4 separate regions of the Mus musculus genome follow, and regions 1, 2 and 4 are each linked to region 3. A link is a loop called in an ENCODE intact Hi-C map of the cell type or tissue named here. Cell type or tissue: heart. All regions are shown on one strand. Links, peaks and the distances in the headings refer to the core of each region. The heading gives the core; the rest is flanking DNA. Region 1 holds the start of D10Wsu102e (DNA segment, Chr 10, Wayne State University 102, expressed). Region 2 holds the start of Appl2 (adaptor protein, phosphotyrosine interaction, PH domain and leucine zipper containing 2). Region 3 holds the start of Washc4 (WASH complex subunit 4). Region 4 holds the start of 1190007I07Rik (RIKEN cDNA 1190007I07 gene).

Region 1 (7,398 bases), core at 1,575-6,574, 180 kb after region 3:
GACAGTGACATAGCACATAGTTGTTTCTAAACTCTCTTCACAGAAGGAGCAAAGATCAATCTGCTCTAAAAGGATGTCAACTGCTATCCCTTACAAATCTTTAAAAGGCAGCTTGGGTTTTCCTGAACTGAATATAGGCACCGTCACACCTTAAATGGCAGGGGGCTGTCATCCTGGGCTTGTCTCTAGTACCCAGTTCATACATAACAAACTGCAACCTGCCTTGATATAAAACATACCAAAACCCCAAACTGGCAGTGGGAATCTTGTAACCAATAGCTACATTTCAGTGTAGATGAGTCAAGAGTTACAGCCCACACTCTAGAGCAAACATCTGCATCAACCAATATTGTCATTTCTTATTTCCTTTCTCAGTGTCCAAGAGCACTACGCTCTCTGCGTCCAAGCTCTGAGCACTTTCTATGTAAAATACACCTGGGTTCATGATTCTTTGTGACACGTAAGGACAACAGCTGATCGGAACAGGCCGCCCTGCCCCTGGCCCCCAGGCGGGGAAGTGCCTGCTCCTTCCATGTGGGTCATTTCACTGCTTCTTTTTTTTACTTGCCGGACTGTCCAAAATTTCAATCTTGCCTTTGCCACCTTCTGCATTCGGAAGCTTAATGTTCTCGATGGTGACTTCAGAGGGAACGCAGACATCTTCTTCGGACTCCGAGCTGTCCCCAGAACTGTCCCGAGAGCTCTCTTCTGGGCTATCCTCCTCTTTTGAATCTGACCGACTCATCTCAAATAAGGCCACATCCTATAACAAAGTGTCAGGATGAGAAATGTCCTTCAGGGCAGTTCTGTAACATGTTCTAATAAAGCAACATGGATGGCTACAGAGAGGGTGCAACAAGCAGGTAAAGATACTCACTGCTTTTCCAGAGGACCCCAGTTCAGTTCCCAGTACCCACTAACTCCAGCCTCAGAAAATCTAACATTCTCTGCTGGTTCTTATGGGCACCAAATCCATCCTAAGAGCAATGTCACTGAGTGCTTTAAGTAAAACATGTCTTTAAAAAAGTTCTTGCTGCCTACTATCCATCCAACAGCACCCATTCAATAAAGTGGACTAGAGTAGTGGCTCTCAACCTTCCTAACTATACAACCCTTTAATACAGTTCTTATGTTGTGGTGATGCCCCCCAACCATAAATTATTCTCACTGCTATTCCTAACTGCAATTTTGCTACTACTGCTATCAACCATAGTGTAAAATCTCTATTCTCTGGGTCCTGGCAAGTCGAGACCCACAGGTTGAGAACTGCCAGACTACAGTCAGGCACCCCATTGGACACTTAAGACTTGACAAGCAGGTGGCCACAGTAACATGGCCACAATCCCAGTCTGTAACAGCAGTGGGAAGACAACCTGAGGTCAACCTGAGGCTCCCCCACCACCCCCAAAAAAAAAACATCACAACTCTTGCCTTAAAGAAATTTACATTTCTGAGCAAAAACCAGCACTGGCAGGCAAAATCCTGCCTGCCACCCACTTTCGTTCAGACACTGAAGTAGGAATGGTGTCTGCACTTTCAGAGAGTAGCTGAAGGGGAAAGATGTAATTGTAGCATGCATACCACAAGCTTCTGACACCACAGCCCTGGGCAGAATTTCCCACCATGAAAAATTGTTCACCTGGAACTATGAGTCAACATGAATAGCCCTTCCCTTAAAAACCATGCACACATAAGAAATTGTATGTAACTCAATTTTTAGTAGCCATAAGTTTACAAAGCCTGCTTATTAAGTAAACGGCTACATTCTGCACTGAACAGCATGTCAAACAGGCAAACAGAGGGAGTATGGCCCTGTGGAAGTCAAGTATGTTTTACCATCTTGCCTGTGTGAAAATATTTGCTAATTTTACTCTAGAACGACATTTTAAAATACCATTTGGTGACAAGTATATTAATTCCATTGTATGAAACAGAAACAAGACTGAGTTACCATCTGTATGATGTTTCCAGACGTCTCGTCGATGTTTTCAATATTGAAGTGACCAGCTGGAGCAGCTGCCATTTCCCTCCTCAGCTTCTCATTTGCCTGGGCCATTTGTGGGAGGAAGGCCTGAACCTGGTCTAGCACTGGAGAGCGAACACAGCCAAGCAAAGCGTATTAGTAAGTTCTAACCAAGCCCTCCCAGCACAGCATTTCAGAGCAGAGTTAGCAACAAACCCATCAACTCTACATCCCTCCACTTCTGAGCCGCCTTGGGCTGCACTGGAGGGTGGGTGCTAGGCCCAGGGCTCCACCAATCAGTTACATTCCTAGGCCCTCTGAACTCGCAGAGCAATACAACCACACGATTCACCAATTAACTCAAATGTTCTGTTACTCTGCCATCCCCAAAGTATAAAGTTCTAGAAGGCTGGCATTCCACAAGATGACTGGGGAGAAACCAGACAGAATGAGCTAATGGTTAAGTGAACCTGCTCTTTACAGTGAGGCTGTCAAAGTCATTAATGAGATCTATTTGCATTTTTTACTATGTCAGTCACCTAGAACGTCTGTCACCTGCTCAACTGCCCACCTTTCATCTGAAAATGGCAACACCACCCTTCTTTTTAAAAAGAAAAAGCCAAACAACAAAAAGCAAAAAGACAAACAGGAACAGGTTTGCGAATTCTCTACGTTCATAACTTGGGCTGGCTTCCCAGTCCTGCATAGGACCATGCCTGCCCTTCCTTTGAAACTTGGGTCACTCATGTTCCTCATCCTGAACGGGCCTAGGTTTCTGCAGTCCTGCCTAGCGCAGTCTGCCCTGTGCTGTAATCTGACAGGGTGTTCTAGCCAAGCCAGTGAGCAGTCAACTTGGCTGAGGAGAATAGCACCAAGTTAACTGGATGCATTTCTCATTAACCAGCCGACTAGGCACAGCTGCACAGCAGCGTCTTTGGGTTAGTCTAACGCAGAGACCAGCAGCATAGGACGACAATGGGCATGGGGATCCAGATAAACCTTTACTTTCTATCTCTGGCTTCTCTTAAAGCAATCTCAGCTTCCACTCTTTTGCAACTCAAGAGTTCTAACGAACACATTCAATCTCACCACCATGCTGACTAGTTTTGTCAACTTGACACCAGCTAGAGTCTGAGAACAACAACTACGGAAATACCTCTGCAAGACCCAGCTGTAGGACATTTAACTAATCACTGACTGATGGGGGAAGGCCCAGCCTATTGCAGGTGATGCCACCCCTGGGTTGGTGGTCCTGCATTCTATAAGCAAGCAGGCTGAGCAAGCCATGGGAAGCAAGCCAGTAAGCAGCACCTCTCCATGGTCTTTGTATCAGCTCCTGCCTCCAGGTTCCTGTCCTGTGTGAGTTCCTGTTCTGGCTTCTTTCAAGTAATATACAGTGATTTGGAAGTGTAAGTCAAACCCTTTCCTCCCCAAGTTACCTCTTGTGGTCCCATCACATCGAAACAAACCCTAACCAGGACAGAAATTGGTCTAACAGTGGGGTATTGCTGTGGCAGAGACCTGACTGTGTGTGTTTAGGATTGTAGAACTTTGAGCTGTTAAAAGCACTAAGTGTTCAGAGCTCAGTGAGCTCTTCTGTAGGAGCCTGGGAGATAAGAATGTTGAGAGCAGTGCAGACGATAAGAGGTCTGGCTTGTGACGTTTCAGAGGTCAGTTTGAGAGTCCTTTAATGACTATCTCTGCTTCCCACAGTAGAAGGGTTATGGTCTCATGAAGCCACACAGCTTAAGAGGGTTCCTCTGGTCCTCACGTTGGCTCAACAAGCACCCTTATTCTGAGCAATTACCTAGAATAAATACCTGCCAGGTGTGGTGGCAAACACCTTTAACTCCACTACTCGGGAGGTGGAGGCAGAGGTAGGTGAATCTGAATTTGAGGCTGGCATGGTCTACACCGAGTTCCAGGCCAGCCAGGGATAAAAAGTGAGACTGTCGTGGGAGGGGAGGAAAAAAAAATGGCCCAGCAGCATGTAGCAGTAATCCTAGAGTGGGGTGAGGCAGGAGAATCTGGGGTTCAGGGACATTCTCAGCTACACAGGGAAGCATGAGGCCTGGACGACATGAGACCCCGTCTCAAGGAAAACAAAGCTAACTAGACCATAGCTAGCTGGGCCTTTTGGGGTTTCAAAAACACCTTTTATTCTGAAAACAAAAAAAAAAAAAAAAAAAAAAAAACAAAAAGCCTGCAACCAGGGAATTAACATGAGAAATTCTATTCCTCAGTCATTTACACAATATATTTGATTCTACGGTTTGATATGTGCCATGAAGACAGACTGTCCCCATCAAATAATGGATTAACTAGCCTCAATTGGGGGAGTGCCCTCTAGAGTAGAAACTAGGTACTTACAAGGGCTCCTCTGCATCCGAACTGTTTGAAGTGTAGAGGTCTTTCTGGGATGAGGCTTAGAGCTGATGAGCAACTGGTCCCAGATACCTGAAACCACACACACAAAACAATTCATGGCATAAAACAGCCCTGAGCAACAAGTGCAACTCAGAAATGAGATGAGCCTCTACACCAAAGAACTGTGAGAGCCGGGCCCATCAGCACAGCCTGAAGTCTGAACCACCCCTAACTCTGACAGAGGAGGAGCCAACACTCCTGTCTGTACGTCTATCTCCCCAACCTCTAGTACTGATCTAATAAATACACATTGACAAACAGGGAGGGGGACTAGGCATGGCAGGGCACACTCAAAAGACAGGCAAGTGGATCTCTGTGCTCCAGGCCAGCCAAGGCTATGTCTCAAGCACTAGCTGCTCTTGTTTGATTCCTAGCACCCACATGGGGGCTCAACTGGACTATAATTCCAGTACCAGAGCATTCGACACTTTGTGACCTCTTAAGGCAACAGGGATGCACAACGCACAACTTTAAACAGCACAGTTAGCAAAATGTAGACCTGCAATGAGTCTTTGATTTTAGTTAAGAAATTCAGATATGCTTTAATCCCAACACTTAAGAGGCACAGGCAAGAGTTCGAGGCTTGCCTGATCTACAGAGTAAGTTTCAGAACAATCAGGGCAACACAGAGAATCACTGTCTTGAAACACACACACACACACACACACACACACACAAAAGGTAAGTCAGAAGTCAGAAATAGGGCCCAAAAAGAGGGTTTTATGGACACAGTGCTTGCCTCCCAAATTGGAAGCGCTATTCACTCCCCACATAGTAGGAAGAGAGAATAGCCCCCTCCACATACCAGAGGTACATAATACAGAGAACCAGAAACGGTTATGTAGACTTGGGCAAGTCAGACTGGGCTTTTTTTTTTTTGTAGAATATACTTGCCTAGCTCTCCTACCTAGAAGGTGCTCAATTTAAAAAATTAATTATTCCGAGTTGCACCTTTCCAAACAAACCAACTGCCCAGTCCAAGCAACAAACACTGAAGACTCAAGCCTTTGCCCACTTTTTTTTTTTTTTTTTTTTTTTTTGTATTTTGTTCTTTGTTTATTCGAGACAGGGTTTCTCTGTAGCCCTGGCTGTCCTGGAACTCACTTTGTAGACCAGGCTGGCCTCGAACTCAAAAATACGCCTGCCTCTGCCTCTCCAAATGCTGCCAGGCTGGGCGGTTCCTAATGAACTCTACAAGGACCACCTGGCCTGGACCGGCTTGGCAGGTAGAGGAAAAAAAAAAAAAGAACCACCACCGCCCAGCGCCGGGCTGGCCTAGTCGTACCCCGGACAGACCCCGGCAGCGTCTCGGGCTCCGTGGCATCCCCTCCCAATTAGCGTCCCAGACTCCGCGGTATCTCCGACCTCCGCAGCGTCTCGGACTCTCTCGGTGTCCCATACCCCCGCAGCGTTCCAGGCTCCCCGGCATCCCTAGCCATCGCAGGGTCTCTGGCTCCTCGGCGTCCGCGGCCCCGCAATAACCCGGACCCCCGACTCCCCACAGCGTCTCGAGCTCCTTGGCTTCCCCGGCCCTGCCGCGTCTCGGGCGCCTCAGTGTCCCAGAACCCCGCAGCGTGCCCGGTCCCCGGTAGCATCCCCAACCTCCTGCAGTGTCTCCAGTAGCGTTCCCGGGTCCCGCAGTGTCCCTGACCCAGCAGCGTTCCGTGTCCCTCCAACCCACCCCGCTCTCCACCGTCGCTCACCTCCCGAACCCTCGCTCCCCGCCGTCAGCAGCTCCCTGGACACCGTGACCTGCGAGCAGGCTACAGAAGACGAAGAAACACCAGGACCGGTCCCGCGCTCGCCCTGGAACTCCATGCTTCCAACCCAGCGCCACTGAAAGAAGCCCGGATATAGGAAGGCACGGGGAAGGGGCGGGGTCAAGGCAGCAATTGGCCGAAACTAGGAGGTGGGCGGTGACTTACGGGTGCGTGGCCAGAGCTCGCGCCTAGAGATGAAGTTCAGACCCACGGGAACCGGAAGCGGGGGTGGGGCCGAGGCGGGGTGGAGGATGGGAACAAGGCACCACACTGCGTGGGCGGAGCGCTGCGGATGCACGTGTCAGGCGCCTAGTCTACCCCAGCCCAAGTCTAGCCCTAGTCTCCTCCTTTATTGTTGTTAGAAAAGAATCAACCCGGCTTGGTCAAGCTAAGCAAATGCAAGCATGAAGAAGGTGGTGCGAGGCCTTTGTCGTTATTTCCATTTTTGTTGTTGTTTGGGGAGGTTTCTGTGGTCTTCAGTTTGTAGCAATCCTGCTTTAGTCTTCCAGATGCCATAGAGGTGGGAGCCACCACACCCAGTTTCTTTTCATTTTCTATATTTTATTTTTTGTCATCCTGGCTGGCCCAGGTTGACTTCAAAATCACCATTTTCCAGCTTCCATTTCCGTGTACTTAAATCTACAGCCGCCCATTACCATACTTTGTTGTTTGTTAAAGCCTCACCAAGTTACCCCGGTTGACCTGGTACTCAAAGTCCACCTAGGTCCTAAATAGCCTGGATTTCAGGTCTGGATGACCAGACCCCAGCTTAGTTTACTATTTAACTGTAAACACAAAACCCAGAAGTGTTAAGAATGCTGTTTACGTTGCTATATATACAGCATGCCTTTGGAACACTGTCATGTCAAAATCCTAAAAGGTTGTTCCAGGTGGTAGTTAAAAGGTAGAGCTGTGAGTGAGGCACTGAGTTTGGTCTCCTACAGAAAAACAAATCCTTCATTTCTAAAAAGCTGAAACAAAACCCCTGAATGACAAACCCCATTCCTCCCCTCTTCCTGCCCCTGGGACCCAATGCTCATGGTTTTGTTGAGAACAAGCGAAAGAAACGTATTCCAAGTGCTACCATTTCATTTCCAGACTCCCATTTAATCATAGGGAGAAACTTAATTCACGGTCCCAGTCTCTAGGGAAGCTGGGGACTTCCCTATATCAGAACAGCTTCTGTTGTAAACAGTTGTCTGTGTGAACGCATCTCCTCAGGGACAATGTGTAAGGAGACAGTTATCT
Region 2 (7,398 bases), core at 1,169-6,168, 110 kb before region 3:
AATCTCAGTATCAGAGAGGCCCTGACCCCATTACAGATGGTTGGGAGCCACCATGTGGTTGCTGGGAATTGAACTCAGGACCTCTGGAAGAGCAGTCAGTGCTCTTAACCGCTGAGCCATCTCTCCAACCCCACGTGAAGCATTTTTCTAACATCACAAATTATACTAGTTTGTTTATTGTTGGGAGCCGCCCCCACATTCGCCGTCACAAGATGGCGCTGACATCCTGTGTTCTAAGTGGTAAACAAATAATCTGCGCATGTGCCAAGAGTAATTTTCCACTACATGTACTCTGCCTTTACTCAGCCATGGGCTGCAGCCAATCAGGGAGTGATGCGTCCTAGGCGAAGGATAACTCTCCTAAATAGGGACAGGGTTTCGCTTTCGTTTTTGGGGGCCTTTCGTTTTTGGGGCTTGGGGCTTGCGCTCCTGGCCCCTGAAGATGTAAGCAATAAAGTTTTGCCGCAGAAGATTCTGGTTTGTTGTGTTCTTCCTGGCCGGTCGTGAGAACGCGTTTAAGAGTTTATGTATGTTAAGAAATCTTCCATCTGTCCATCTAGATCAGACAAGAAATCACCTTTGGGCTCCTTACCGCAGGGCCATCTCTCTAGCCCCAGTTGACATCTTTTTAACAGGTGCCTTCATAGTTTCGAATTTTTTTCTCAGACCCCCAAAGCTCCAGTGGTTCTCTGACCCTCTTGTCCTGAGAACCATTTTGTATCTCCCTGTCCTCCATTCCTTTCTGACCTTCATCAAGGGAAAGGTAGAAGTTCCAGACAGTGTCCTTTCTGCACAGGGTCATGTCAACTCTAGATCTCTGCAGTTGCTGTCAATGGCCTTGCACCCGTCCAGATACAGCTGGAAAATGACCGAAACCTACCTCGCCATAGTTTCACATGGACACATACACTTTAATGAAGGACTTGACATTGTTTATCTTCACATATAATTCCCCTATGTAAACCATACAGCAAAGCAAGGTAGATTATCTAATGCTCAGTGGTGAGTGCTATGTAAAAGGGAGATTGCACGTCATAATTAATAAGGCGAATTTATGCAATTTACAGACTCATTCCTGGAATCTGTTTTGTAACTTGTTGTTTTGAATCCAAGACATATTGTTTATGACAAAGTGTCTGGAACATTAGTACCAAGAAATCCCATGAAGGCCGTTGAGGCGGTAATGTAACAAAGGCACACCAGAGAGTAATATGATTGTGTAAGAATGTGGTGTAAAACAATTCTGAACATTGGTATTCAAAGAAGGCAATTTAATTAGAAGATGATACATGAGAGAGATGGTTGCCCCTTCTATGGGATGTCTAAGCCCCTTAAAGGGTTTGGGGAGCTCTGTCTTCTTTAATATCTATTTTCTAATGAAAGAATATACACCCTTTTCCCTTGGTGTTACCAAATCCTGAACTGTTTTTTTTACAATCAGGGAAAGGGGAGGGTTTGAGTCTGGTCTTGAAGAGTTGATTTTGGGCAGCAGAGAGTTTAGAAGATTGTATGAGGAAATTTTAGTTGAACAGAACTTGGAAGGTAAAGAAAGAATCCTGGTATGGGCACAATTTCACCTGAAAAGGGCAAATGAGAAGGGGATGGAGGATACTAGATGGAAGGCATAAATAGCTCACACCAGAACGAAGGGAATCATGCCATTGGAGTTGGCTTTCGGCGGTGTTTGGTGTTATGATCATAAAAAGGGAAAGAGCTGTAAGAATATGTTCTGGCGGGGTGTAAGGGGAGGAGGTGTCTCAGCGGGGCCCATGCGGAGGCATTCCCCTCCCCTGAGAGGCCAGCCACAGGATGGTATAGTACAGAATAGAGTTTATTCAGGGCATGGGGAGGGGAGTTAAGAGAGTAGTAGAGGCAGAGAAAGGCAGAGAGGAGAGAGCAGAGAAGTGGAGGTGGGCCATGACCATGTGGAGAGAGGGGGGAAGGGAAGGGGAGCAAGGGGGAAAGAGGTAAGAGAGACAAGAGAATAAGAGAGAGAGGAGGGGCCAAGCCACCCCTTTTATAGTGGGCCAAGCCTACCTGGCTGTTGCCAGGTAACTGTGGGGAGGAGCATATACCTGGTTGCTGCCAGGAACTGTGGGGGTGGAGTTTAGACAGAATACCAACATTTGGAGCACTGATTTTTTTTTGGGGGGGGGGCGGTTCTCTGTGTAGCCCTGGCTGTCCTGGAACTCACTCTGTAGACCAGGCTGGCCTCGAACTCAGAAATCCACCAGCCTCTGCCTCCCGAGTGCTGGGATTAAAGGTGTGTGCCACCACAGCCAGCTTGGAGCACATATTTTTGTTACTGAACCGGGTGGTGTCTTAGTTACCTTTACTACTGTGGTGATAAAATGCCCGGCAAAGCAACTCAAGGGAGAACAGGTTTGTTTTGGTTTGCAGTTTTAGGGTATGGTCCATCATGGCAGGAACTTGAAGGGGCTGGTTGTACTGCATCGACAGGCAGGAAGCAGGAAGCGAAGGAATGCTGGTATTCACTCTCATCCTCTTCCATAGTCCAGGACTCAAGCCTAGGGAGTAGTGCCATCCACTTTTGGGGTACATCTTCCCACCTCTAGTAACTTAATTCCTCACAGGTATGTATGCCAGGGGCTAACTTAATCTGAATAATTCTTCACTGGTGACCCTGATCCTACAGATTTCACAACCAACACTAACTGCTCAGGTAGTTCCCATAAGACATAGAATTTGTGCAGTATCATACTCTCCTGGTAATTTTGGTGACACCTCATTGGACAAATAGTACTGATTTTATGTGTCAATCCATTGAAACTCGTGCCTTTAATATACGTCAAATTCCACTTCTGACCTTCTACACAACCTTTTCTTCTTTCTCCAGCCTACGCTGTAGGGTCCTGAGTAAAGTATCTCATTCTCCAGTGTCCCTTCTTCTCACTTTTAAATGACATCACAGAACTACATAATCTATCCTTTCTAACCCCGAAAATTTCATTATGAAATTCTCCATAACGAAAAACCTTAAAAAACCAGGAAGATGAGACCTAATTATATGGCCCCAAATCATTTAGCAGTGATCTGAATATCACGGAAAACACACACACACACACACACACACACACACACACACGCACGCACGCACACACACACACACACACACACACACGTAATGTCTGTGCTCTGAACTGTTTGAGTGTGGGCCTGTCCTGGTATTTAAAAAAAAAAAAAAGAGGCCAGAGGCTGGTAAGATGGTTCAATAGTTAAGGGCACTTATCTCCAAGCCTGAGACCTGAGTTTAATATCCAGAATCCCCATGGTTGGAAGGAGAAAAGTCTTTCACAGTTTGTCTTCTGAACTTCACACACTAAATATAATTTGTCTTGTTGTATTTTTAAATGGTGTGTGCATTTCCTATGGGAGATACGTGCACATGAGTGTGCCCATGCATGTCCCTACGGGAAATAAGGTGCATGCCACAGCCTCCTACCAGGTGCTGAGAAGCAAACTCACATCTTCTGCAATGTCCTTTACACCATCTCTCCTGCTCTACCCAAGCCCATCTTCTAACCCAAATTAAAAAATAAAATAAGAAGACGCCAAGGCTGGGGGTGTGGCTACTTTGGTAGAGGGTTTGCCTAACTTGAAGGAAGCCCTGGGTTTGATCCCCAGCACTGCACAAAACTCCAGTTTGGTAGTCGAAGTCTGTTATCCCATCACGCTCTGAAAGTGGAGGCAAGAGGATCAGAAATTTAGAATCATCCTCAGTTACACAGCGAGTTAGATGACAGCCTGACTCCCTACCCCCGCCCCCCCCCCCACACACCCCAAAAAGAGGCCAGAGAACAACTGCAAAATCTGTTCACTCTTATCTCCTCCCACACAGAGAGAGCAATCTGCAGAACCGCAAGAAGATAAAAGCCTATCGTCCCACCCGGAGATGCGCCATGAGCACGGGGGAGGGCAGCCTCGAGCACCGGGGAGGGCAGCCTCCAGCCGGAACCTCCCGGTGCTGCTGCGCTGGCCGGAGGGGCCCGAAGCCCCGGGATCGGACGGAAGCGTGGTCGCCACACTTCCGGTGTCCTGTCCCGGACTGTCTACATGTCCGGCGCCTGCCACACTTCCTGTTGATCCCGGCAGCGGGGGGCCGGGCTGAGGGGCGGGCCGCGGAGAGTGGGCAGGCGCGGGCTCCGAGCTAAGTCTCAAGTCCCCGAGCGCCGAGTGTCCCCTCCTCGCATCCCGCGCTCCCTCGCCGCCGCGCCATGCCCGCCGTGGACAAGCTCCTGCTGGAGGAGGCGCTGCAGGACAGCCCCCAGGTACCCCCGGGAAGGCTGGGAGGGAGCCGCGGTGCCCCACCGGCGCTCGGGGAGGTCGGGCAGTCGTTGTCCCACAGTAGTAGCTCCCTAGCAGGGTAACAAGGTTTTCAAGCAGTGTCTCGTGCAGAAGAAGGCGACAGCACTATCCACACAGACGCTGCTGGTACTAACGAGTCCACGAGACCTAATGAATGCAGGGGCCGGAATAGGAAGCACAGAAAACCTGGATCCATCGCCAAGTCGACCCAGGGAAGAGAAAATTCCAACATTTGCCCCATTTGTGCCACAGGGTGGTGGTGATGGGGCTTCATTAATATAGTGGAGATGTGAATCAAGCCCTTTGAGCTTGAGATAGTGCATAGTGACAGTAGTTCAGAAGTCACAGGACTTTCCCCAGGGATCTTCTATTCCCTTTCCTGGTATGGCATCCCTAGCTTATTTAAATAAATACCTTCATCCTCTAGTATCTCCGGTCCTGAAAAAACTAGAAAGGCTCAAGCTGTTCTTCACAGTCTCTCCTCTTCTTTCGGGTTTCTTCCTTGGCTCCCAAAGTAACTTGTACCTCCCAGATGGAAGTTTGATGAGTTTACCTACATTTCCCCCATCTCTCCCTTGCAGAATAAATCAAAAGGGCTATCGGTGTGTGCCTGTCTTAGGCTCAGTTCTGAATGATTGTCCCCATGTAGAGGAGCAAGGATATGTAAGCAAGCTGTGATAATTAGTATTCCCATTACTTGGGATTTTGTTTTTTGTTGTGTTTTGTTTTGATACAAGGTCTTACTATGTAGCCATAACTGGACTGAAAACTTGCCCTGTAGACCACGCTAGCCTTGAACTTACATCTTGGGTGCTGGGATTACAGATGTGTTGTTATGCTCAGCCTGTTTTGTTTGTTTGTTTGTTTGTTTTGTTTTTTAACTGATTCAACTTTTTAAACAGACTGGCATGTATTGTGCTAATTCTTCGCAGGCTTCCTTATACAGCTCTGGATGTCAGGTGTTTGCTTTGGACCCCAGCCTTTGTTGGAAAGCATTTCAGCCTTCCTCCCCTGTCGTTAGGATCTGAACATAAGCGTGTGGAAATCATAACCACCGTGGTTGTGAATAGGGCTTTCCATTTGCTTTGTACTTGGTGACACGGAAGGTCAAAGACAGACCGTTTCCCTAACCAGTCGTGATGGTGGCAGAGCCAGGCACACAGACATCGCACAGTCTGGAGTTTTGAGGCCTCTAATGGGTGCGCACCATTTCTGAATGGCATAAATGAGTCTGAGACCTGGGCTGCAGTTCTGCTTCTAATTGTCCGGTGTTCTCATCTGCAGAAACTCCACAGAAAACAAGGAACATGGGGCAGATGGTCTTGAAATCGGCGGAATAGTCTAAAATTATATCTCGTCTGTATGGTTTACAATTTTGAGCTTGTGTGTGTGGGGGGGGGGGCGGAAGATGTTTAGAGTCATTGTTACTCCTACCTGACATTCTTTTTAATTTTAAAAAATATTTTTGTCCACAGTAAAGGTTTATTCTTAGACAGTTGGCGTCCCTGCAAAGTGGTAAAGCCCTTACTTAATTCAGACAATTGTCTTGTTGCCTTTCTCGTAAGGAATATTTTTAAGTACTTTTTATTCTTCAATAATTTCCTATACTTATACAGCGTATTAATATCAGATCACCTCCCCATCTTCTCTTTCCAGACACCCCAAAACATGTTCCCCACCCATTTTCCTGTCCTCTTCCCCCCTCAATAACACACAATCTAATTAGTGCTCTCTTCCTATGCATGGGTGTGGGGCCATCCAGTGGAGCCAGGGCAACCTCCCAACAGCCACACCCCCAAAGCAAACTGGCCATCCCTTCCCAGGAGCCACCAACAGCCTGTAGCTTCTCACTAAGGGTAGGGCTCTGGGGCCTCCATCCCAGGCTGCAATGCTGACTGGCATTACCTCATTTACGTGACCGAATTGCTGTGAGTCCACGAGTGGAAGTCACTGGTCCAGTAACAGTATTTCACAATACTCTGCCTCATTCTCTCATCTCCTCTTCTGTGACATTTCCTGACTCTGATACAGATGTGTGCGGATGTGGGCGTGCGGATGTGGAGGTCAGAGGACAGTTTGTGGAAGTCAATTCTCTTAATTACACCATGCAGGTTCCAGGGATTGATTTCAGGTCCTCAGACCTGGGTGACAAGTGCTTTTACAAGCCACAGAGCCACCTGTAGGAAAGTTGTCATTGCTGTTGAGACGAGTCCTCACCCATCAGTGTGACTGCTTCGGGGCTGGGGTGGGTGGGGTGGTAGAAGATAGCTTTAGGAGCCCCTCAGAGCCCGCAGAGCATGGCGGATACTGTTCTTTACACAGCACATGCTGGGCTGCAACTTTCCTCCCTGGAGATCCAGGGGCGTAGAACTGGATACAATGGAAACCATTTCTAGTATTTTATGTGAAAGAATTAGACACAGAAGCAAAGGTCAAGAATTCAGGATTGTCTAACCTGGGCTATGCTGTCATCTCCAGACTTCACCGGAGAGAACAGCTCAGTCAAGTTACAAAGATATTGAAGAAAATCTGAATGAGTTAAGAACCCTTGTGCATGGCGTTGCACTAGTGCCTCTCTTGGGTTATGTGTGGGTTGGTCATGCCTGGTCTGGATCCTCCGTGGTCTGTGCCAGGTGCTGTTCTAAATTCAGTGCATTCTATTCATGCGCACAGTCTTTTGAGACAGGCCATCTAGTAAGATGGAGGAAGGGCAGGGAGATCAGCTGTGTAAGGTAAGGAAACCCAGGCAGCAGGAATAAAGGGGTTGGCTGTTGTGGTGTGGGGGACTGAAGGCAGGCCTTACAGTGCTAGGTAGGCAGGTGCTGTCTCTTGTTTACAAGGTTTTTACACTCTGTTCGTGGCTCTGTGCTTGACCCGGTAAATGAGCAGGCTTCAGGTGTGTCTACGGTCTTAGTTTTGGCTGGGCACCTTCAGATGTCAGCCGATGAGTAAAGCTTCTCCTGAGAAGGACACACACGGACACATGGGGATTTACCTGTCAGGACCCTTGGTTGTGACAACATCCCCTGAGCCACTTCCTCAGCCTTGGGTTACTGTTTAAATTAGCCCTGT
Region 3 (7,398 bases), core at 1,310-6,309:
AGACCCCCCAAGTTCATTCAAGTCAAAAGGTACTATTGGTGAATGAAAGAAATATTTTATATCTTCATTTGAATATGAGGTAGATGAGCTCTGTAATTCAGCAAAATTCATTGCGACATCCTTAAAAATCTATATATTTGACTATGTATAAAACAATGGTCATTTTTGTGGAGTTTGTGCTACTATATCTTAAGTTTTTATCATTCTTTCAGAAAACAAATTTTAAAAACTATGTAGCTTAACAAGGTGGGGGAAGTTACCAATTTCATTCACTCTTAGATTTTAAATGAAAGCATATTGTCTACTTTTAACACAAGAGGTAGTATGCCCTAAAATAAACATATATTCATATACATTTTTAATGAAATAAATTCAGACCTTTAATGCTATAGGATCAAGATTGAAATCTCAAACATCACAAGAGGTAGTATGCCCTAAAATAAACATATTCATATACATTTTTAATGAAATAAATTCAGACCTTTAATGCTATAGGATCAAGATTGAAATCCCAAACATCACAAGAGGTAGTATGCCCTAAAATAAACATATATTCATATACATTTTTAATGAAATAAATTCAGACCTTTAATGCTATAGGATCAAGATTGAAATCCCAAACATCGCCAATCAAATCATCTAGGGCGTCCTCAATTCTTCTCAGCTGAGATGTGTACTCCTCAAGGAACCTCCCGTAGTTCTTCAGCTGGACTTCAGCATGAATTTCTACATTTTTAAAACAGTGTGTTACAATTACAAGTAATAAACGGCAGAATACTAGCTTCAAGTAATCTCAAAAACTGCAGTAAAACACTGTTAATTATTACTAGGGAATACCTCACTTCTCGGAAATTAAGTTCCAAAGTTAGAAAGTCATTCAGCTTTGAATCTTCTTCAAATATGTGCAAGTACTTGAAAGGCTGCAGCCCCATACCTTAGCATCTGGGCTTCTAACCATGCCTCAGACAACTCTGGGTCCAGATACTACACTATCCTTTTGAGTCACACACAGCTATGTTGCGAAGACAATCAACTCCGGGAGCAGGGACAAACTGTGTTGTTACAGAGCAAACTTTAAAAGGTGGCTAATTCTATACACAGTCAAATGTTGTGAATACATCCAAATCTTTCTTCATGGAGGTTTTCAATCTACTACATCGTATTATCATTTCAGTAATGCTCCGCTTACCAAATGCTTTACTTGTTCAATTCTTTAGCTATTATAATCAAGATATAAAAAGCAGATAAAACAGACTGGCTGGCTGAGGGAGGATGGGGAGAGGGCTTGCCTACTAAGAGCTCTAGCTGCTCTTCCAGAGGACAGGGGTTTGGTACCCAGCACCCATGTGGCAGTTAACTCTAGATCCACGGGATCCAACACCACCTTCAGGCCTCTGTAGACTCTGTGCACACATGTAAAATAAAACAATATTTAAAAAAAAAAAAGATAGCTGGGATTTACAGAATTTACATATTAATAGGTAACTTTAAGTTTAGAACCACCAGAAATAGCTGGATTTTCATATGCCTATTCAGTGAAATTATAAAGTATTTCATCTTATACCTAAGAATTATTACTTATTCCAAAAATTCAATTCCAATTCATTTCTTTTACTGATGTGTATAACTTTACTCAATCTTTGTCTTCTAAAAAAAAAATGCTTTTTCCTTCAAATTTGAAGTTTGGAGCTGTCATGAAATAAACTATGTTCTGACTCACACTGCATGAAATATAGACTAGACATCTGTCCTTTATTTTGAACTGAGTTTGTGAATCAGGGGCATCAATTCAGTTCACTAAGACGCCTGTCTCATTACAGCACTCACTTAGATAATTTTGGAAAACAATTAGTCTAGATATGATTCACAGCCCCAAAATTAATGAAAGCCAGGCACAGAGAGACCTCTTACCTACTGCTAACAACCCCGTGTTAATGTCTTACTCTATTACATGGGAAATGACCAAAGCATCCTTTGACCAGCAAATGGGTTCTTAAAGACTGTACTTGAAAGACATGCTAAGAGATCACCTGGTTAGACCTGGGTAAACGACAGCAACACTAAATTCCTTGCCAGTAAGATAACAAGTAGCTATGAACTCATAAAAGTTCTTAAAGTACAAGAAGAGACTAAGAACCAGTGGCCCTCTGTGCATAACATACTCCCCCTCCCAACAAACTGCATTTCTTGTAGTTTTCCTACTACTTTTTAAAGTTAGTAAACAACATTATGAGTTTCACCATGGCATTTTCATACATACATGGTTTTTATATTGTGTCCTCACCCACGTCCTGTTTCCACTCCTTTCCCCAGTCCTGAGCATCTAAAAAACTGATTATGTCTAAATAACTGATCATTCATTCCACTTAAAGCTGAAACCCAGTATACCTTCATTCCAACTTTGGTTAGATTAAACTAAAGTAGGGACCTCAGCGCACAATGGGGGGGGGGGGGGGGAGGAGAAGGGGTGGTTACTATCCTTCCATCTAGATTTTTCTTTATGCTGACTAAGACCAATATCTTAAGATCTGCCCAGCACCCTGAACATAGTTCAACTAGATGTAAAGGCAAAACACAGTTACATAGGAATCTGTACATGGTCTAGTATCTCTGTAAAATAATTCATAATGCAGCTGTACTTTATTTTTAAAGGCATTCCTACTTTTGGGAAAGGTATGCATTTAAAAATTTCTTGGGCAACTCGCCCCAATATATCTTCTATCACACAGAAAAAACAAACAAACAAACAAACAAACAAATCAACCTCCAGAGTGTCTCTAATTAGTTTGGGTTGTCCATTTATGCTGAAACAAACTATGAGGCTTTTGGGGTTGGAAGTGATTTTAAACATAAACTTGGACTTGACGTCATGAGGCAACTGCGAAGCAGATCTGATTTTTTAAAAAGTTAAAATAGATTTAAAAACCTTTTCAGCTATTTAAAAATCAATAAAGGGCCGAGAAGGAATAAGATATTCCTATGTTGGTTGATTTTTTTTTTAAGGCCAGAAAGAGCTGTTTTTAGCTGTCTCTGTGGTTCTAAGAACGTGAATCCAAACTTCAAAAGTTGGCTTGAGAAGCAAAGAAAAACAGGAAACCGAAACGGGAACCCAGACTCTTCTAGAACTGAAGGCTGAGCATCTGGGGCAAACCCTGGGACGGGATGGACAACCCGGGAGGATGGCCTCGCGCGGGGCTCCCCAGCGATGGCACCGCTGGCCCGTCACCGATTCCGGGAGGGACGCAGGGTGCGAGTGCACGGCCAGACGCGACCACACGGTCACGCAGAGCGCCCCAGTCCCACCCAGCGGGAGGGTCCCGAGAGGGCGGCTGCGCAGCGCGGCGCCGCACCGCGCCGCCCTCCGTCCGCAGCGCCGCCCGGCCCGCCTCGCCCGATGCCGGGGCTTACTCTGAGAGCCGTCGTCCACGCGGTCGAAGTCCCAGTCGGGCGACAGAGTGTCCACGGCCATCGCCGCGGAACCTCCCACAGACACAGCCCCGAGCAGCCACAGCCGCGACGCGGGCCTCACCCCAGCCGCTGTCACGGCACGTGACTTCCGGCTTCGGCCCCGCCCCCGCACGCCAGAGCCAGTGGACTCTCGGCCCTGCGGACCGCGGGAGCCGCTGGGAAAGCGAGTCGACCGCCTGCTCCCGGCGCGGCCGCCATAGTGATGGCTGCCGTTGGCATCCTGCATCCTTTCCTGGTCTCGCTGCCGTTCACGACTGTTCTCAGGGCACATTCCGTTCCTCGAGGCTCTTTTTTTTTTATATCCTAGGGGATTACTCCCTCAGTCTAACCTGGAAAGAATGGAAATAACCGGGTGGGGCCCAACGCAAGACCCGGTCCTTCACCTGGACACTGCCCGAGCCCTTGGACCAAGATGCCTGTCTCACCAGCTCCCTTTCTGTCTTTACCCTCGCGATTCCTTGATCCCCTTGCACTTCCTGTGCAGATTATTTGTTGAGAAAAGACCTGTGTGTGTAAAAAAGTAATGACTTTAAGAACGCCACCAAGCAATCTCACTACTGGGTTTGCTTTACATAGATCACTATTCTTTCTTTCCTTGCTTTTAAGAAGGTGGGGTGGGAACTGTGTTACCCTGAGTTCTACATCTATCCTAACGTTTACACAAAACGCTTTCTATCAGGGCAGTTTTTAGTATGTACTTCTACGAAGCAGTCTAAATAGCATCAAAAAAAAAATCATAATGTAAAATTTAAGACATCCATACTCTGAACTCCTAGAAAGCTACAAAATGAAATAGGTCTCAAATGGCATTAAAGAAAAAAAAGAAAAAAAAAAAAAGGAGAGGAGTCGATTTTAGAACAATGCATATTTGCTGTAACATCTACAATCGACGTAAACGTTTATTTATGCTCATGTGTTTGCAAATGCATAGGAAGAATTCAAATCTCATTAAAGAAGACTGGATTACTTGAAAACGGGTAGGTGCTCATTAATACAAAGTGGCTCTTAAATTTTTCTTGTGTCTATTAGCTGAGTCTTTTTCAAGCAGAGTTTTAAAGTTATTTGCATTATATAAAGTACCACAAATCAATATAGAATGTTCTCTTGAAGAGCATGTTCTGAGATGCTAAGGTTTGGGCTTGGTTTTATTTTGAGACAAGATCTCATTATCGTAGCTGAGAGTCCCTGCTGCTCCTGGGCCTGTGACAAGGCTATGGAGGGAAACCTCTACAGATCTGAGCCACAAATGAACATCTTTACTTTGTAAAGTGCTTTCCTAAGTGCTGGGAATACAGGCATGTGTCACCATGCCTGGCATTGCAAAGAAATTAGAAAATGCTTTTTTTTTCTAACAAAAGTGTTTGTTACAGTGACAGCTGACAAACACATGTGGACTTAGTGTGTCTCTGGCTTCAGGGTGGCCTATTGGAATTTTCAGTTTCTGTAGCATGCAGTTCTGGCAGCCTTCTTTAGGTTCCATATGGTAGCTGTTGGCAGCTTCGGGCCCACATTATCACAAGACTAAATCTAGCCCACGAGAGAAAAAGAGCACGCTGAACTGATAACTCGAACAAAAGTCCCAGAATCAAGTCTTGCCAGCAGTGATTAGCCTTTCTTTACTTGAGCACACTTTCCAGCCAATCTCAGAAACCCAAATATCAGGAGGGGTGGACCCATTGGCTTAGTGTAGGTCACGTGCTCCACGGATGCCCTGAGCTAAGAAGAAGCAACTCTCTAGAGATCACTTAGCCTGGAAGTGGAGGAGACAACGATACAGAAGCCAATGGCTGTCATCATAAAAGTGGCTTTATGTAGCAGAGGGAACAGCCATGATGGTGATTGCATCACTGATCCACTTGGTCATTAGCAAGCATCTCACAGTGACATCCTCCCAGGCTTTTGAGTTAGAAATTAATTATTATGGCAGGGTTTTTTTTAAAGTTTATTTCAAAATTCCTTTTGTAATATTTTATGACTTAGATGCTTACATTTAGAAATCTAAATAAAAGAAGTAATGCTTTATTAATAGCTAGCACGTATCTTGTGCTCATTGCATAATCTATAACAAGAGGGTTTTTGTTGTCGTGGCCCAGACTAACTTTGAACTCACTATGTAGCTTAGGCTGACCTTGAACTTCAGATCTTCCTGCCTCCAGTTACTAAGTGCTGGGTTTACAGGCATGTGCCACCATACCTGGCATTGCAAAGAAATTAGAAAATGCTCCTTTTTTTTTTTTCTAACAAAATCCAAACAAATAAAATCTGGGGAAAAGTTGAAAAGTGGACAATTCAGAACATGATGACTTGTAAAAAGAAAAGACTTGGCAGAAATATATTTGGAGGAAAGCCAAGAGTCTAAGAAAACCTTTATCACCAAAGTTTGATATGGCCTTTAAATGTAACTCTATAATTCCATGCTATGTCAACTGCACATTTCCACAGGAACTTTACATGGGCATCTAGTGAACATCATTGAATCCACAACTGAATTTTGGGTACTTCACTCCAAAACCTGCTTCCCACCCTGTATGAGATCCATGACTTAGTAAAGAGCGATACGATACGACCCACTTATGCAAGGCTGGGTACCATGGCAATGTCTTCTGTTTCTCATCTTCTTGTTCTAAGTCAGTCAAAGGTCAATCTTATTTTTAAATGACTCTGAAGTTGTAAATAAAATGCAAAAGTTGTCAGGATCAAAATGGAGTCTCAGGAGGGTAGGATGGCCTACCAGGTAAAGATGCTTGCCACCAAGCCTGATAACTTGAGTTCAATCCTCAGGACTGACTCCTGAAGGTTGCTTTCTGACCTCCACATTCACACCCTGAGTTGTACATAGATAAGTAAAATGTTAAAATAATTATTTTGTACTACTGTAAACCCTATAAAAAAATCAAAAGCCAGGAGGTCATAAAGGAAAGGTTCTATACCCATGATTGCCTAATAATAATCATCCAAACTATTCTGCCAGGTTCCAAGGTTTGCACAGAGAGCTCTGCAAACTTCTCGGGGAAGAATTTCTAAAGAACCTAATGAGGGGCTCTCCAGTCATGAACTGATGGAGCCTTTGTTACAATCACTGTGGCCAGGAAAAGCAGTTTCATAAAACGGATGTAACCTTCCATACTCTCACGTTTAAAGCCCTCCCCTTGTCTTAACCTCTTAAAACATGTCTGGGGTTTACTATGACCGTTTCCTGCTTGTCTGGCCCCCAGAATAGTATTCTCTGCAAAATCTCTCACCTTGGTTTTAATGTGGATTGGCAATATTGAGTTGTTACACTTGGGTTGTATGACTTTTGATGGCTTGGTTTTCTGCCTTTTTCCATTTCATTATTTTATAACTGTAACAGTGAGTGAAAGAAAAAAATTCAGGACTTTTCATTAGCTATTCAACATGACCTATGCCTGGCTGGCTGCTCTCTCTCCCCTCTGTCTACCCCACTTAATCCTCCAGCTTCAGTGAAATTCTTGTTGTAGAGATTGACTTAAAACATGCTCAGAGACTTCCTGGAACTGCCTTGAAGGCTGCTGGGAATGATAAAAAAAAATCTTTATTTAAAGAGTACACACTGTCTTGCTTTTAGTTTTAAAATACTAAGAAGGTATCAGGTTTCTTTGTTATTTATCTTTTAAGAAATATATTTAGCTCTACGGGCATGTCCCAGGAATGGCCTGTCTTAGTGTTCACGAGAGGCATAGACTCCAGTGCCTGCAGAGGAGCTCACACAGCAGCTGAGGCCTCTGTCATGCTCCCCACTGCTGGCAATCTGCCAGTAGATATGCTCTAGTGCGCTGTCTCCAATCACTGTGGGCCACAAGAGAGCCATTGCATCAAAGAAAACAAGATCCAACAGAAATGTCTGGTCTATGCACTCTGTTAGTAAAAATGAAGAGGAAAAAATGGGGTTAGGAGCAGTTTGGGTTACTG
Region 4 (7,398 bases), core at 1,627-6,626, 920 kb after region 3:
CACTAGACCTGAAAGCAGGGGCACAATAACCTGCAAGCAAAGCCACATAGATGCATAAAGTAAAATACATATAAAACAGTGAAAACTCTACTTAGAAAAGAAACAACTTTGGGGTTGGAGAAATGGCTCAGCTTGTAAGAGTAGGTGGGACTCTTGCAGAGGACTAGAAGGACGTTGAGTTGAGACAGCATTCACTTAGGCAGCTCACAGCCATCACTAGCTCCAAACTAATGGATTCCATGGGCACCTGTGCTCACACACATGGACCCACACATCCCCATATGTATGTAATTCAAAACTTTTATTTTCCAAAAGGGCTGGGCTATGGTGGCACACACTTTTAGTCACACTGATAAGTTTTTTTCTCCACTGGTGAACTGAGCCAATTCAAACCAGATTAAAATGCATATAACTTCTGGTTTATTGGGAAGCTGCTCTCCTGGTAAGTTTACTGCTCCCAAGGAAGGAGGCAGGGGAAGTCGCCATGGGGAAGGAGAGAGGAGGGGGGAAGAGAAAGAGAGAAAGTGTGTTCGCATGAGAGAAGGAAAAGGAGGAGGAAGAAGAAGAAGAAGAGAAGAAACCAAAATGTCTGGGTTATGTAGCAAAGAGCCTCTGTGGGAAGGGCCGCCCAGCCCCTGGGCTGGAAAGTTCAGGGCAGGGATTCGAGATAGGGCCTGAGGGATGCAGGAGGTCCCGGAGGCCAGGTCTGCTCTGGTATGTAAGATATGCACCTCAGCTGTTTGTTCCTAGGGTCTGAGGCCAGCCTGGACCACATAGACTGAGGTGGTTTGAATAAGCATGATCCCTATAGAGACGGACCATGTATTTGAATGTTTGGCTCATAAGGAGTGGCACTATTAGGAAGTATGACCTTGGTGGAGTAGTAGGTGTGGCCTTGTTGGAGAAAGCGTATTACTGTGGGGTAGGCTTTGAGGTCTTCCATGCTCAAGCTATGCTCAGTGTGGTATAACAGGCTCTTGGTGCCTGTGGATCAAGGTGTAGAACTCTCAGCTTCTTCTCTGGCAGCATGCAAGAAGAAGAAGCTACCTCCCGACTCTGATGAACCTCTGAAACTAGGCCATTCCCAGTTAAATGTTTTCCCTTATAAGAAAACATTTAGTGTCTCTTCAGAACAATACAAACCCTAACTAAGATAGAGAGACCTTGTCTCATAAAAGGGTGGGGAGGGGTAATAAATTTGGAATTTATTTAAATTTTTAAGTGTCTCGTTATACTACTAAGGAAAAGATAAAGCATAGATTGGAAAGAGACATTTGCAGTGTATCTGATAAAAGGCTTGTATCCAAAATAAAGAACAGTTTACAGTTTAAAAAAAAAAACCAAACAGGTCGATTGAGCTGGAGAGTGTGTTTAACACACATGCTTTTCTTGCAAAGGACTGGAGTTCAGTTCCCAGCATCCACATGGTGGTTCACACCACCTGTAACTCCAGTTCCAGAGTGTTCAACACCCTCTTCCGACCTCTGAGTGCACAGGCATGCACATGGTACATACATGTAGGCAAAACATTCAAATGCATGACATTAAAGAGATCTTAAAAAATGGGCAAGAGATTTGAACAGATACTCCACCAAAGGATACAAGTATACAGAAGTCTATGAGCCAGAGCAGTGGATGGTGGTATATTCTTATAAGCCCAGCAGTTGAGAGGATGAGGCAGGAGGATCACTGCAAGCTCAAGTCCAGTTTGAACTATTATGATGCATTTTAATTTGTATTTTGTATGTATGTGTCTGTTTGGGTGTACATGTACCTGTGTAGATAAGTGTGGAAGTCAGAGGCTGACATTAAATAACTTCTCAGTTACTCTGCATCTTATTCTTATTTACTTACTGTCTTAGGGTTTCTATAGCTGTGAAGAGACACTGTGACCGAAGCAACTCTTATAAGAAAACATTGGGGCTGGCTTATAGTTTCAGAGGTTTAGTCTGTCATCATGGCAGAAAGCACTGGGACACACAGGAGTTATGCATGGTGCTGGAGAGGTAGCTCAGAGTTCTATGTCTGATTGGCAGGCAGCAGGAAGGGAGTGAGACACAGCCTGGCTGGAACATCTAAGACCTCAAAGCCCAGTGAGACACCTCCTCCAGTAAGGCCACATATACTCCAATAGGCCACACCTTCTAATCATGCCACTCTCCATGGGTCAAGCATTCAAACCCTTGAGTCTGTGGGGGCCATGCCTATTCAAACCACCACCACAGTCTCTTTATGTACTCCTGGCTGTTCAGGAATTTTATTATATGTAGACCAGACTGTCGTCCAACTTACTGAGATCTCCCTGCCTCTGCTACCCTAGAACTGGAATTAAAGGTGTGTGCCACCATGCTCAGCCTTTTTGAATTTTTTTTTTTAATTTTGAATTACATGCATGAGGGGATGTGTGGGTCCAGGCATGTGAGCACAGGTGCTCATGGGATCCAGAAGTTTGGAGCTAGAAATGGCTGTGAGTTTCCTGAGTGTTGCCAGTGTCCTTCTAGTCCTCTGCAAAAGCCCTACCCACTCTTAAAAGTTGAGCCATTTCTCATACCTATTTAAACCACCATGTTTAATTTACATGTTTAGTTCTGAGACAGGTACCTGGAAGTCGCCAATTGGGCTAAGCTCTAGTGAAGCAGAGACAAGCCGATCTCTTGGGTTCACTGGGCAGCTAACCTATCCTATTTTGGGAGCTCCAGGTCAATGAGACACCCAGTTTGGAAGAGGAATAAAAGGAAAAAGAGAGGAAAGGACAGTGCCTGAGATTCAATGCTCCTGAAGTTGTCCTTTGACCTCTAAATCGCATATGTGCCCACACATGAACAGTCACAGAAAACTTGGGCATAATGTTGATTGCCTTAGTTGTGGGTATAGTCTTCCAGATGTATACTTTCTGTGAGATTATTATATGTCAAACTTAATACCATTTAGTTAAAACTAATTTTTTTTATTATCATGAAGTTAAAAAAAAGCATGTGTGTGTGCCTGTGTGTGTGTAAGAAAAGAATTTACAGAGCTATCTCTGCTTCCATCATGTGGGGCTGGGGGAGCAAAATTGTGTAGTCAGGTTTAATGACAAATGCCCTCCACCCCCAATCCTGAGCAATTTTGTGCCCAGAGTTAAAAAAAAAAGTTATCACGATTCCTGTTACACAATGCTACCTTAATGCTTCAAAATTCTTGCAGTTTACTTAACAAAAATGAACCCACAATCAAAGCATGAACCCACAATCAAAAACACTCTCAGATTAAGTAAGGTGATTGGAGGTCTCTTTTCCAGTAAAACCATGACCCAAAGGTACTGTACCTGGGTGTGGCTCTGTGTAAAGTTTCAAAGAACCGCAGGAACCAGGAGAATAAAGCTTTGAGCTGCTCTCTCTAGAGCAGTGGTTCTCAACCTTCCTAATGCTTCCACCCTGCAACACCCTCAGGATTTTTTATTTAATACCCTTAGGCTGTGGTGAGCCTCAACAATACAATTTACTTTGTTGCTATTTTATAACAGTGATTTTGCTGTGACTTGTAAATATCTGATATACAGGAGATGTGATAGACGACTCCCAGAAAGCGGTCAGTGAGTCCTTCCAAAGGTGTCCGATTTGCAGGTTAAGAAGAGGAGCTGTAGTGTGACCTGCCCTTTGCCCTTGCAAGTGCTGTGCTGCGAAACCCCGCCTCTTCCTAACCACGTGGGACACGTGCAGTTTCCTTTGTGCGAAAGATCAAAGGATGCTGTAAACATCACAGTTGCCAGGAATGGCAAACGCAGGATTGGGACAGTGACCAACCAGGAGCTAGGATTCCAGGCTGGCTAAGGGGTGGAAACGGTCAATTCCCCCCCCCCCCCCCCGCCCAATTCCAGCCCCAAGTCCGTCAGAAACAATCGAGTGCGCCTGCGCGAGTATTGCCTCCGCTTTCCGCTCCGTCGCTGCGTCGGACCCTGTACTTTGGTTCCTGCCCGCTGGAGGTCCGTCCTGGTTCTAAAGCGACCCTGTGACCTGTCTCCCTGCGCGCGTGCACTCCGCGGTACAGTCTCGTGCGCGCATAGTCGTGGGAAGGAACGAGGGGCTCCAGCGTCTCCCTGAGTGGCTGAGGGAGCGAGGAACCGCCGAGCCCTCCTTCCCCTGCTCGGCGGGCGCAGGCTGCAGCTAGCAGGTGCCCCGCTCGCTGGTCGCGGGGGAGGAAGTTGCGGGGGCACCCGAGGTGGTGTTGCGACTCAGCCACCCAGGGTCAGCGGTCAGGCCATCTGAAGGCTACCCAGCCCTCTAACGCTGTGCCCTTTCCGTCCCCGCCAGCTCTCCACCATGCCCGGGGGCGTACCCTGGTCCGCCTACTTGAAAATGCTTTCCTCCAGCCTCCTGGCCATGTGCGCCGGGGCCCAGGTGGTGCATTGGTACTATCGGCCTGACCTGGTGAGTGCTGTAGGGCGCGTGCCCATCCTCGGGGTGAGACCCTCGCGTTCAGTCCACTTTGCTCAGTCCCTCTTGACTTTTAGATTGTCCCCAGTGTTTGGATACCTAGCTCGCTCTTAACACTCAAGAGTGTGTCTAATAGTTGTGGTGAGCCAGCCTGGTCTACAGAGCGAGTTCCAGGGCATCCGGGGCTACACAGAGAAACTGTATCGCGGGAGTGGGATATCTATATCTATATCTAAATCTATATCTATCTATATGCTTATAGATAGATATATGCATATCTTAGTGAAACAGAAAGTGTCACGAACTTTCAATGGAAATGCAGTTTTGTGTCTCGTTTCTGCAGGAGTAGTTGCCTGCCGCACTTTACCGAGGAAATAATGCCTAGAATTTGATCCTGTGAGGTTGACTTGATTCATCTCATTACTATTGGAGATGTGCAAGGGTTGTTACCAGCAGCTACCTGTAGTTGGGGAGAAAGCAAAACAAAACCAGTCTCTAAAATGAGCGGTACTAAGGGTCCTAGGCCACCTCAGACTGGTTAGTAGAGAATCTTTACTGATAGGCGTAGAGGCCAAGGTGGCTGGCTGCTATAGGATGCTGAATGCTTTCCTATTATTTAAGGGATTTATGTCCATTACCTACCTTGTCTTTTGCAATTATTCCAGCCACCACTGTTATAACTGAAAGGTTTGGGGAGAGAGCAGAGGAAAGGAGACCGTGGTGGCTGCCCAAAGTTGGCACTCAGTGCTGCCTTAGGGAGAACAGCTAAGATGCTTTGTTTTAGGTGTCCAGCATAACTCACTCATTAGGACAGCAAAAGAGACAACTGTATTCTCATAGTTCTTTAGGCTGAACCCCAGGTCTCATCCTAATTCATCTCTTATTGTGTGCCTCAGCAAATGCCACTGGGTAAATATGGACAATACATCCACATCTGTCCACATCGATCACCACACTGCCTACCCTAGCCAAGCCACCGTCAGTTTCTCTCTTCAGTTAAGACAGTAGCTTCCTGCCCATCTTCTGCCCTCCACTCCTGCTTTCCCTGAAACGTCTCAACAGAGCTTCCATCGCTCTTTTTTATCCTGGAGTCAGGCCATGTCGTTCTCCTCAAAACTCACCAGTATCTTCCTGCTTCCAAAGCAAAAGCCACGGACTCTTTATGTCCCTCCCACTGTCCACCAACTAAGCTTTCTAACCTGCTGAACACTGTGTCAGCTGTACCGATGACTTCCTTGAACTGAAGACATAGTCTTTGGTTTGGTCCTCTGCCCTTGTGATCCTATTAGCCTGAAACAAGACTGTTTCCACATCCTCCTCCCTCCTCCCCTCCTTCCCTCCTCCCCTTCCTCCTCCTCCTCCTCCTCCTCTTCCTCCTCCATGTTCTGAAGTGACCCTCTGAGCCAAAAGCCTGTGTAGAGGTGCTCATTTTCTAACAACCAGAGAAATGCAATCTGCAGTCAGAACCACTACTCTGCTGGCCATAATGAAACAGCAGTTGTCAAGGACAGGGAGAAATTGGAACCTTCATACGCTACCCTTGGGAATAGAATATCACACGGCTGTTTTTATATGTAACTAGTCTGCTAGTTCCTCAAACAGCATATATGTTCCTGCAATTCCCAGTTTAGTTTTCTCCCCAACAAACACTAAGACATCTGTCATACTTACTTGTTTGATTCTGTACATGTTCATAGGTGGGAACAATTCAGATACCTGAATACCTATGGAAAACATGTACATCTTTATAAGGGAATAGCATTCAGTGATCCTACATGAATGAACTTTGCAAACACTACATGAAAATATTGAGCAATAAAAGACCACATGATATATGGTGGGCAAATATATATGGACAGAGTTGGCTTGTGGGGACCACTTGGGAATGGAATAGGAGTTTCTTTTGAAGCAGTAAAAAGATTCTACAATTTTATTGTGATAGACTCACAGTTCCAATTCTACTGTACTGAAAACCATTGTTTTTGTACCTTTGTGGTGCTGGGAATCAAACTCTGTCATATACATTCTGCACCCATTTCCCTCTGTCTTTCTGAAAGGTAGAATTGTGTGTTGCTCATGTATGACTTTATGCACATCACATGCTGGCTGCTTCCAGTCTTTTGGGTACATTAACTACCAATAGTTATTTCCTAGGCCTGGTGCATGGCAGAGAGTTAGCAAATATTGTGGGAATGGATTTTCAAATGTTGAATTCTCATTTGAAATCACAGTTGTGAGTCAGTTGGATTTATCCCTGTGCATCCTCTAGGACTTGAGATTTGCCAGGACGATCTATTCAAGACAGCAAGAAATTCAGATCAATCAGGAGTCTTCATAAAAATGGCCTGGTACTGAGTAGCATGCACGAGGCTTTTGTTTTTTCTAAAGCTTTTTAGATCATATTGAAGTGTTGTTTCAGAATGTGATGGTATCTGTTTTTTGGCTTTTGTTGTTGTTGTTGTTGTTGTTGTTGTTTTTTTGTAGACAATACCTGAAATTCCACCAAAGCCTGGAGAACTCAAAACGGAGCTTTTGGGACTGAAAGAGAGACGCCACGAACCTCATGTTTCACAGCAGTAGAAACTTCAAAATAACAGCTGTGCCAAGAATTCTGTGAATAATGTTTCAAATATGTATTTTAAAATTTATTAAGTAAAACTACTTTTTAAAACACCGAATTTAGGGGGCTCAATGGCTCAGAGGTTAAGAGCACTGTCTGCTCTTCCAGAGGTCCTGTGTTCAATTCGCAGCAACCACTTGGTGGTTCATAACCATCTATGAGTTGTACCCTGTTCTGGCCCGCAGGCAGAATGCTGTATACATAATAAATCTTAATATTTTTTTAAAGATAGTCTTACTATACATTCTTGGCTCACCTAGAATTTGCTGTGTAGATCAGGCTGGTCTCCAGTTCACAGGATCTGTAGGTGTCTTAGTCAGGGTTTCTATTCCTGCACAAACATCATGATCAAGAAGCAAGTTG

What was found. Peaks named below come from ENCODE experiments on the same cell type or tissue, not always from the same donor. Only the 100,000 strongest peaks of a DNase experiment are listed, where the experiment ranks them.
Region 1: it touches region 3 in a loop (4-fold over the local background); 12 of 42 quality-filtered maps call a loop at or near these places.
Region 2: a loop joins it to region 3, with 5 times the contacts of the local background. A loop is called at or near these places in 6 of 42 quality-filtered maps.
Region 4: a loop joins it to region 3, with 4 times the contacts of the local background. A loop is called at or near these places in 4 of 42 quality-filtered maps.

What each region holds. Positions count from the first base shown.
Region 1 is chr10:83,359,069-83,366,466 of GRCm38, reverse strand. D10Wsu102e (DNA segment, Chr 10, Wayne State University 102, expressed) reads right to left here and starts at 6,246. Exons shown (of 4, transcript NM_026579.3): 1 at 6,094-6,246; 2 at 4,334-4,420; 3 at 1,952-2,088; 4 at 1-763. The coding sequence starts at 6,208. The coding sequence ends at 545. In heart, for the core only: a CTCF peak has its summit at 4,315 (motif pointing left); DNase peaks (open chromatin) are centred at 4,656 and 6,306; H3K4me3 peaks cover 2,315 bases; H3K27ac peaks cover 1,001 bases.
Region 2 is chr10:83,645,419-83,652,816 of GRCm38, reverse strand. It overlaps Appl2 (adaptor protein, phosphotyrosine interaction, PH domain and leucine zipper containing 2), which reads left to right and starts at 4,153. Exons shown (of 21, transcript NM_145220.2): 1 at 4,153-4,289. The coding sequence starts at 4,236. In heart, for the core only: CTCF peaks have their summits at 4,005 and 4,268; a DNase peak (open chromatin) is centred at 4,086; H3K4me3 peaks cover 2,166 bases; H3K27ac peaks cover 2,129 bases.
Region 3 is chr10:83,540,113-83,547,510 of GRCm38, reverse strand. Washc4 (WASH complex subunit 4) reads right to left here and starts at 3,570. Exons shown (of 33, transcript NM_001033375.2): 1 at 3,409-3,570; 2 at 587-726. The coding sequence starts at 3,469. In heart, for the core only: CTCF peaks have their summits at 3,095 and 3,296; a DNase peak (open chromatin) is centred at 3,560; H3K4me3 peaks cover 1,758 bases; H3K27ac peaks cover 1,438 bases.
Region 4 is chr10:82,619,719-82,627,116 of GRCm38, reverse strand. It overlaps 1190007I07Rik (RIKEN cDNA 1190007I07 gene), which reads left to right and starts at 3,889. Exons shown (of 3, transcript NM_001135567.1): 1 at 3,889-4,152; 2 at 4,293-4,409; 3 at 6,900-7,266. The coding sequence starts at 4,302. The coding sequence ends at 6,995. In heart, for the core only: a CTCF peak has its summit at 3,942; a DNase peak (open chromatin) is centred at 3,876; H3K4me3 peaks cover 1,680 bases; H3K27ac peaks cover 1,754 bases.